3 separate regions of the Homo sapiens genome follow, and regions 1 and 2 are each linked to region 3. A link is a contact called in ENCODE Hi-C or POLR2A ChIA-PET data. All regions are on one chromosome and are shown on one strand. The core of a region is the stretch at or near the end of the contact, and the rest is flanking DNA. Distances in the headings are between cores, read along the strand shown. Region 1 has its middle 130 kb from the start of E2F8. Region 2 overlaps NAV2 (neuron navigator 2). Region 3 has its middle 21 kb from the start of MIR4486.

The links. Hi-C counts contacts between places; a loop is a spot of excess contacts on that map. ChIA-PET counts read pairs that join two places held with the same protein, here RNA polymerase II (POLR2A). Pooled maps may share reads with other maps.
Region 1: a map of endothelial cell of umbilical vein shows a loop between it and region 3 (4-fold over the local background). The contact joins two enhancer-like sites. A Hi-C loop is called at or near these places in 1 of 168 maps with a recorded cell type or tissue (endothelial cell of umbilical vein). POLR2A ChIA-PET finds 5 or more read pairs at or near these places in 1 of 52 experiments (AG04449).
Region 2: a loop to region 3 is called in a map of ascending aorta, with 2.4 times the contacts of the local background. The contact joins two enhancer-like sites. A Hi-C loop is called at or near these places in 4 of 168 maps with a recorded cell type or tissue (MCF 10A, PC-3, ascending aorta and 1 more) and 4 of 50 pooled maps. POLR2A ChIA-PET finds 5 or more read pairs at or near these places in 2 of 52 experiments (PC-9 and SK-N-SH).

What each region holds. Positions count from the first base shown.
Region 1 is chr11:19,368,812-19,371,638 of GRCh38, forward strand. It overlaps a transcript of NAV2 not described here. Among named protein-coding and RNA genes, the nearest start is that of E2F8, 130 kb to the left of the region's middle. Within about 2 kb of position 1,485, at least 5 of the 41 ENCODE cell types and tissues checked have a DNase peak (open chromatin) inside an H3K27ac peak, as active enhancers do; they include endothelial cell of umbilical vein, where a contact is called at or near this core.
Region 2 is chr11:19,728,838-19,731,831 of GRCh38, forward strand. All of the region lies in intron 1 of NAV2 (neuron navigator 2), which reads left to right. Among named protein-coding and RNA genes, the nearest start is that of LEISA1, 16 kb to the left of the region's middle. Within about 2 kb of position 1,699, at least 7 of the 41 ENCODE cell types and tissues checked have a DNase peak (open chromatin) inside an H3K27ac peak, as active enhancers do; they include ascending aorta, where a contact is called at or near this core.
Region 3 is chr11:19,594,887-19,597,745 of GRCh38, forward strand. It overlaps a transcript of NAV2 not described here. Among named protein-coding and RNA genes, the nearest start is that of MIR4486, 21 kb to the left of the region's middle. Within about 2 kb of position 1,610, at least 17 of the 41 ENCODE cell types and tissues checked have a DNase peak (open chromatin) inside an H3K27ac peak, as active enhancers do; they include ascending aorta and endothelial cell of umbilical vein, where a contact is called at or near this core.

The sequences.
Region 1 (2,827 bases), core at 235-2,734, 230 kb before region 3:
ATTTTAGCTGTGCAACTTTGGACAAGCTACCTCTTTCTCAGGTCTTCAGTGGTGCCATCTGAAAAGGAGACATGGCTCAGATTAACGTTCAAGTCCATTTAGCTCCAAATTCCTGGTTATATTTTAACAAAGTATACAGACACACACCATAACTCTTTCTTTCTCCAAGTTTGGTCTTCTTTGAGCATGGAATGACTTGACTATTTACAGACTCTAGCTGAGAAAGTGTGCTGGAGAAGCAAGCAGATTGTAACGCACATCTAAATAGCAGAGCCGAGCTTCCTAAGTGGGAAATGGATGTTGTAATACAAAGGCAGTTAGCAGGGTCCTTGGAGGTTTCAGCAGGATGTAATTATGGTTCTTTAAAAAGAGGCTCGCATATGTTTTTGAGCAAACTTAACAGATGCCCGGATGTCATGTCTATATTCTTTAGGGAGTCTAGGATGACTAATTTTCTACAGCAACTTTGCATAGCACATTGGAACGACCCATTGCAAATCAATTCCTAGGGTGCAACTTAATGAAAGCTTTTATTGATGATTCAGATTAATAATCTAAAAACCTTTATAAAATGACCACAACTTCATTTCTGCCTGGTCTACTCTGTATTTGATAAACAAAATAGGCAGTTCTCTCCATAGTTATCACTTAATGTGATTTCTTTTTAAAAAGAAATCTTTAACCAGGCCTGTTCATGGAGACTGAGGGTTTTAATGCTGTGTGGTTCATTTTTAGTGCAATATCCTTTGCAAACTTTTGTGACTTCCTCAGAGATTTTCTTTGAGCTAGGTGCCCTAGGGAATCTTCTATATGGTTCACTAACATTTTATTGTAGAATGAAATGCACATTGATTCTACAGAATCAATGCTCAGTTAAGGCAGTTTGGGGGCCATTTCCTTACCCCAGCATACTCTATCTGAAAAAGCCTCTTGCAAACCCATGTCCTCCTGAGGTTGTTGTGAATATCGAGCCGGTGCATCAGGAAATCGAAAGATAACAAGTCTAGTTTCCTTTGGTAGGCACCTTGACATCTCTTTTCTTGCTGGGGCTTTAACCAGTCTGATAAATTTCCAATCAAGTCTTTTGAATCAAGTGGCTCTAAGACCTGGTACAGGCTTCTGGGTTCACTTCTCTGTATTAGCTGCCTTGGAGCTAAGAAGTTTTCCTCTTAATAATAAACAGTTGAAGATGGTTGAACACAGAAGCCTTGCATGTGTTTGGTTTGGGCAGAATATCAGCCTTTCAATTGCCTCCAACTATTCATAACCCTCCATAATTTCATAGCCATCGATTTCCCCTTCTCCCTGATACGCTCTTTCATTGGCCTGTTGCCCACATCCTGTAATTGTGCCAGTCACCCCTGCGACCTTTCCTTTGCTGAGCTCAATTAATAATGTACTCAACATATTTCCCTGTTGCATCAAATACCAATTTGGCCTGAATGAGTGAAAGAATGTCTAATGAGGAAATGGTTAAGTCTTTCTTGCTGGACAAGCCTTTACATTGAGCCGGTCTTGGGAGATGGGGGAAGAGAGGAAGCTGCATTGTACTACTTGTTCAGCAAGTTTTTCTCAAATTCCACAGCAGAGACTTGTTCTAATTACCTAGGTCCAGCTATTGTGCAGGTGAGAGTGTGTCATCTGATGTGGAAGACTCTGAGCATCAAAGACCTCAGATGGCACAGTTTTTGGCACGTGGTTGCCCACTCCTCAAATGTTTCTGCTAAATATTTTAGACCATGTGGAGAACAATTACAACATGGAATGGAATGTTTATTTAGGAAAGGAGGAAGCAAGAAGAATAGTCCTCCCTTTCCTGTGATACTTTGTGTCCTAAAATGGCCTAGGAATGTGCTCAGTCAGAGAAGGACTGGCCAGCCTGGATTGTGTAACAGTCAGAGGATAACATGGCGCCTGTGCTTGCAGACTCCCCACCGTGCACAGATACATCATTTGCAGTTGCTTTGAGGGCCAGCTTTGTTGACAGCTAATGCTAAGGGGACATGCACCAGGAGACATGGCTTCCAACCTTGTGTAACAGCAGCCAGCTGGGCTCTCCAATTCTGAATTTTGGGACGATTCCATGGCTTCATGGGAAGAGGGCGTTTTCTTGATTGTTTGCTCCTGAGCTGCCTGTAGCCTCATATGTAGAAGGTCAGAGATGGAGGTTCTTTTAAGACCTTTTAGTCCAATTCCCATTTTTCAGACAGAGAAGCTAGGGTCTCAGATGGCAAGAGACTTAATGTCACACAGCAGCAGGTTAGCCTCTGTAATCATTGCTGTCGCTGGAAAAGGATTGCAGAAAAGTGAAACAGCCAAAATAACCAAGCTTTATTGAGAATTTACTCTGTGCCAGACCCCATGTTAAGAATTTTACATGCATTATTTCATTTAATCTTCAGGAAAATTCTGGAAGGTAGATACTGTTTATTATCTTGATTTTTTTCCACGGGGCAATGCCGTTTGGAGAGAATAAGTGTGGAGGAGCCAGCACTCAAATCCTTACCATTGGAGGCCAGAGTCTGCATTCTGAATCACCATGTTCTTCCTGTTTCCATCTGATTCTAGTTTAACCCTCCCTCATTTTACAGGTTAACTCTAACCCAAAAAAGGGAAGCAACTTGCCCGAGACCCTTCAAATACTGGAAAATATTGTTATGGTGACTGAAAGTAGTTAACGTTTATTGAGTACTTACTGAGTGCTTACCAGGGATTGTGCTGTGTGCTTTTCATTCACTTGTTTGTTACCATAATTCTAGAAGAATGTAGGTAGTACTAGCTGAAGTAACTGATGGCTAGGGAGCTTAAGAATAACTTATGCCATATT
Region 2 (2,994 bases), core at 449-2,948, 130 kb after region 3:
TATTATATTAGTGTAATTTGGTAATAAGGAAACCAATTAATTCATTCTTTGTTATTAATAGCAAGGAACGTATGCAGAGAAAGGTCCTATGGGGCAAGAGAGAGATGCCAAGAGTGCACCCCTTCCTTCATGACAGTAGTTCTTAAACTTCAATGTACTCAGGATTACCCAGGGAGCTTGTTAAGTGTGCAGAATCATGGGCCAGAGCATCAGAGAGTCTGATTTTGCAGATCTGGGGTGAGGTCCAAGAATTCATATCTTTGAAAAATATGACCAAGTGAGTGTGCATAAGATGGTCTGTAGCCTTCACTCTGACAAAGACTGGTCTAGATTAGAAGATGAAATTGGAAGACTGAGGGAAGGAGGGAACTGGGTGACTTGGAGCAAGCAGGAATGGGATCCTAGAAGATGGGAGAGGAGCTGAGGTTTGAATGCATGCAAGATCCCGAGAAAACAGGGAAGCATACTTTGGATTTGGTCTGATGAACAGACGGTGGAGAGCTCTGGTGGACAGGAAGCTCTGGCTCTTCTCCCTGCTGCCATTGGCAGGAGATGCCAGGTTGGGTAGGCATCACACTGGGAATGTCAGCCACTAGGAAGGGTTTACTGAGAATCCTGGTGAAATATAATGAACCCAAGGCATGTGTCTCTTTGTCCTCTCTTTAAGGCCCAAGATGGCTGGCTTTAAGTTGCCTAACTGTGCCCATAGAGTTGAGCTTCTTTTTATCTATTTCCTTATTCAGAAATGAGGGCTTGAAGCAGCCTGCAGTGGTAGACCTGGAAGTATAAAGTAGATTTGTGATGCTCAGGGCACCAGAGTGGGCTAGCAGAAAGGGCACCAGAGATGATAGGAGATGTTGAGTGCCATTTCTCCTTATTAGGGGCTGTGTTGGCTGAGAGGGGCCACAGCTGAATCTCAGGTCTGCAGGGGACCCATGTTCCATGATAAAGTCTGAACCAAGACATCCCTGTAACAGTGGCCTTTGGATCTGCAACCTATAGGAGAGCAAATTTTGGGGGGTCTTCACTGGATCAGGAAGAGCTACAAATAAGAATGGAGAGGGGAAGGGGTTGTGTACTCAGCACTTACTATGTGCCAGGCTCCACATTCCATGCTTACATGATGTTTGTAATCTAGCCTCCACCTTAGGAGGTAGATAGCTCTAGTTTTACAGATGAAGAAAGAGATGCCCAGAGAGGTGAAGCAACTCACAGCTTTACACAGCCAGGATTTGGTAAAGCCTGGGCTTGAACTTGCATCTATCTGGTTTCTGTCATGAATCTTCCACAGTTCTATGGTGAATGTGTTGGGGACCTTGATTCTTGGTCCTCAGGTGCAAGTGCCTCGGAAGCCCAGTTCCCCTCGGCAGGGTCGGGGGTTCAGTGTGGGCAGAGTGCCCTGGAGTCCTGTGACTTGTGGGGCATTTCTGTGCCCTCTGTCAACAATCCAGCCTTCAGTAACGTTGTGCTGCTGCCGGCTGCTTTCACCACATCCAGACCCCCCACCCACACAGGCGAAGGTTTTGGCCAAGGGCACCCTGGAGGGGGAGGAAAAAGTGCCTTCCAGAGGGGCTTGTTGCAAAGCCCCTGAATGGACCCATTGAGGCTCCAGGGCAGGATGACAATGGGCCTGTTGGGGCCCTCGGTCTGCTGAGGTGACAGGGCTGGGGCCGGGCAGGCAGTGCAGTGCTGGCTCAGAGGCCAGACGCTGACTTCCAGGGCTGGGAGCCAGCGCTTCTGACGTGCTCCGAAATGCCAGCTTTGCTTAATGGGGAGCAGCTGGGGTGGGCTCCGCATAACTCCCTATGCCAGGAAGGCAGCGTGAACCCAGTTCCTCAGGCTACAGCCGCTCTTTTCCTCCTCCCGGCCTGGCACTGCTCCCCCTTCCTGAGCCAGGCCTTGCTCACCGGACACCAGGATCATAGTCAGCTCCTTCTAGTGTCCCCTTGGTCCTCAGGGGCATTCTTTTCAGCCTGATTGGATAAATAACACCCCTTCCCCAATAGTCTAGCCTGCCTACAGGTGCAGCTGCCAGCTAACATGCAGCATGCCCAGTGAAATTTGAATTTTAAATAAATGATGAAAAAATTTTAATTATATTTAAATATGTAATAAATGACAAAGCCTGAACCAAGATATGAGTTCATTTTGTGGGTCATGGGACACACTTAAACCAAAAAATTATTTGCTGTTTATCTGAAATTCAGATTTAACTGGGCATCCTCTATTTTTATGTGCTAGATCTGATGACCCTACCCAAGGCAGCCATGATGGATACCCATGTGGGGTTACTAGGACTTAGTTAGGTTTTCCTTTATGCCACCAAGGTGGGGGATAGGGAGAAGGAGGCCTCTCTGTGCCCACCCTCCACCTCCCATTTCCTGTACATAAAATGCTGGATGCCACACTTAGTAGGTCTTACTCACAGGCAAGCATTGCCCCCAGTGTTACCCACACCACCCTCCCTTCTAGGAGCTGCAGCTTTCTCCCTGGCTCCCACAGTGGGAAGGGAAGCTTTGGGATACAATTGCAGTTGGTGACTATTTACTGAGCACCTGCCTATCACACTGGGCTGAACCCTGGCAATTTAATGAGAATGAGACAGATGTAGGCTTTGCTCTCAAAAGAGCTTACAGGCTAGTAGGGGAGAGAGGCATTTGAACAAAAGAGCAACTATAATTCAGTGAACCATAAACACTGTGGGTAGGTGGCAGGGGTTGTTGGGGGGATAGTTATTGAGGGAGGTATCTCAGAAATTCCAGGAGAGCATCTCACTCGCACCTGTAGGACCAGGATAGAGGTCTTAGAGTCAGGAGATTTGAGATGAAATCCTGGGCCACGTCATTGAGTTGAGTAGCTATGTGGGCATGGGCCGATCATTTAACCTCTTGAGCCTTGATTTTCCTTATCTAGAAAGTGGGAACAATTTTCCTTGCTTTAGGGACCAATGTGAGTTTCCAAGTAAAATGATTAATGTGAACATGTATTGCTAAC
Region 3 (2,859 bases), core at 360-2,859:
AAGATCCTCTCTCAAGATGAACGTGATTAGTAATAACTAACATCTATCAAGCACTTACTTTGTGTCAGAATCTGCTTAAGTTCATCAAAATTAAGATTAGACACCAAGACAAGGACTTAGGTGCAAGTTTATATGGGAGGGGATCCCAGGAAGCGATGTGAGAGAACAGGGAAGTGAGATGGGGAGGAGTCATTTTGGTGGGCAATGGGGGCTCAGTCCCACTGGACATCCTCTTAGAGACTGAGAAACACACCTCAGAATCTCCACTGCTGTGTTTATCCACCATCTTCCAGTCCTTATTGGTGGAGGGTCACTCCTGGGGCATTCATTCCACCACACCTTTGACCTGCCCTGTCCTTGGGCTAAGCATGTAACCATGACCAGGGAGCATCCTCAGGAGAAAGACTCAGGAAGGCATTGGCACATACAAGGAACTGAACTATCTGTATGGGGCTTTGAGATTGGCTGAGGGGAAATTGATGAATGCTAGCAGTGTCTGCTACACCACTTTAAGCACTTTATAATATTAACTCATTTACTTCATGCAACAACACTATGAAATGTTCTATTATTATCCCCATTTTATAGATGAGGAAACTGAGACACAGAGGGGTTTTACAACTTGATCAAGGTTCTCCAGTCAGTCTGATTTCAGAGCCTGCATTCTTTTTTTATTTTTATTTTTTGAGACAGGATCTCACTCTGTTGCCCAGGCTGGAGTGCAATGGCACGATCATGACTCACTGTAGCCTCAACCACCCAAGCTCAAGTGATTCTCCCACCTCAGAGCCTCCCGAGTAGCTGGGACCACAGACACACCACCATGAAGGCTAATTAAAAAAAAAAAATTTTTTTTTTAGTGATGGGGTCTCACTATGTTGCCCAGGCTGGTCTCAAACATCTGGACTTAAGCAGTCCCCCTGCCTTGGTCTCCCAAAGTGCTGGGATTACAGGCATAAGCCACCATGCCTGGCCAGAGCCTGCATTCTTTCGAGAAGTTTTGACCATAATTCTCAGTAAAAAATGTATTTTATATCACAATTCCGCTCCCAAACACACTTACACTAAATAAATAAAAGATTCCTAAAACAATACTCATCTGTACCACGTGCAGTGCACTCTGAAATTTTCTGTTTTTTTTATTAATCACGTTATTTTAAAAATGGTATTAGTCACCCACTAAATTGTTTTCATAACCCAGTAATGGGCTGCAACCCACGGTTTTGGAAAAGACAGTGCTCTAAAATTCTATTTTATAGGACAATGTTGATGTCATAAGGCTGGCATGGGGAATGATATGGGGTAGGTGCCCAGGGAAGGCTGGTTTCCTTGTGTGCCCTTTCTGGCAAACCAGAGCCTATGAGCTGCTACCTTCTAGGCTTGCATACAGAGGCCTGGCTGAACCTAGCACATTTCTTAAATCCTAGACTTGCCCTAGTGGAATCTGCTCAGCCTCCTCCCTGGGGATGGGCACCATCTTGGGCTGTGACCTTCAATTCACCGGCTCCCCAGAAGCCAGCTCCTCCTTGGGAGGTGAGGTTATACCCTGTCCCCACAACGTTGTCATTTCCTTCCCCTGAGTCTCTCTGTGTGAGGATTGTTCCCCTAATCAGGATGGAGACGCAGTTCATTACAAGCTGGTGAGGCAACGGCTCTGTGCTCCAGGCCCGAGACAGGCTGTCTGGGAGCTTGGCCAGCCTCCCACTGCCCCGGACACCAGGGCAGTGGCCTCAGAGCAGAACCAGCTCGCTGGGTTTGTCTGCCCCCTTCCCAAGGGACACAGGCAGACAGACACTGTTTGCTGAGACTTCCACAGCTTTCATTATTACAAAACCTCTGCCATGCTCAGACAATGAGTTTCAGCAAATGATGGCACTACTTCCGAGAGCATCTGTAGAGCACCTAGAATAACAACTGGACTTTATTGAGTGTTTACCATGCACCAAGCCCTGGGCTAAACACTTCATCTGCAGGCTGTTCGTCTTTACGGCAAACCCAGTAGGTAGGTATAACTATCCCCACTCTGCAGATGCAGAAACGGAGGCACAGAATGTTTTGGTAGCTAAACAAGCTCACCAGGAGGCTAGAAGGTGGCCACACCTAGCTGGCCCCCCTGACTCCACCAACTGCCTCCCTTTGCTGTATTGCATGCAAGAATGTGACTCCAAGTTTTTCCTTCCTTCTGGATCCAACTCTGGCTTCACTCTGCTCAGCAACCAGGTGAGTTTCCATAGGTGACTTTGTCTCTCTGAGCCAAGTTTCCTTATCTGTAAAACAGGGCCTAGTGGTACTTCCTTCCTCAGGCTGTTAGGAAGAGTAAATGAAATAATGTATATAAATGCATCTCCCAGAGCTCCTAACACATAAGAAGTGCTCAATAAATCTATTTATGAAAGAGTTGATTCAGCTGTTTTCCTACTGACTTGACAGTATCCCACAGCCATTTCCCAGAGGCATGATGTCACCATCCAGAGGATAATAGCAGCCAATCTAGAAACCTCCATGTGTTCCTGGGCTTCTCATATTTATGCCTTGTCTTGCCTCGCTGCCCCATCTTACTACTGACTTCCCTGGGGCAGAAATCTCCAATATGACTAATATCTCTTGGAGGGCTATGAAGAAGCCATTTATTTCCTCCAACAACAGTCCCTTCCACCCAGGATGAGGAGAATAGCCATGTGGTGGCTGCAGAGCCTGGTGCAGAAATTCTCATTAGCTGCAGTTTAATTACTGCCTGCCGTATAGGTTTTTAATAACAGTAAGTCCCAATTAGTTGCTTGTTACTTCAGAAATAATTACTGATAGTGGACCTTTGTCTCTGTTTTAATTCCAGCTTCATGCCCAAGCTGCGGAAGTCTA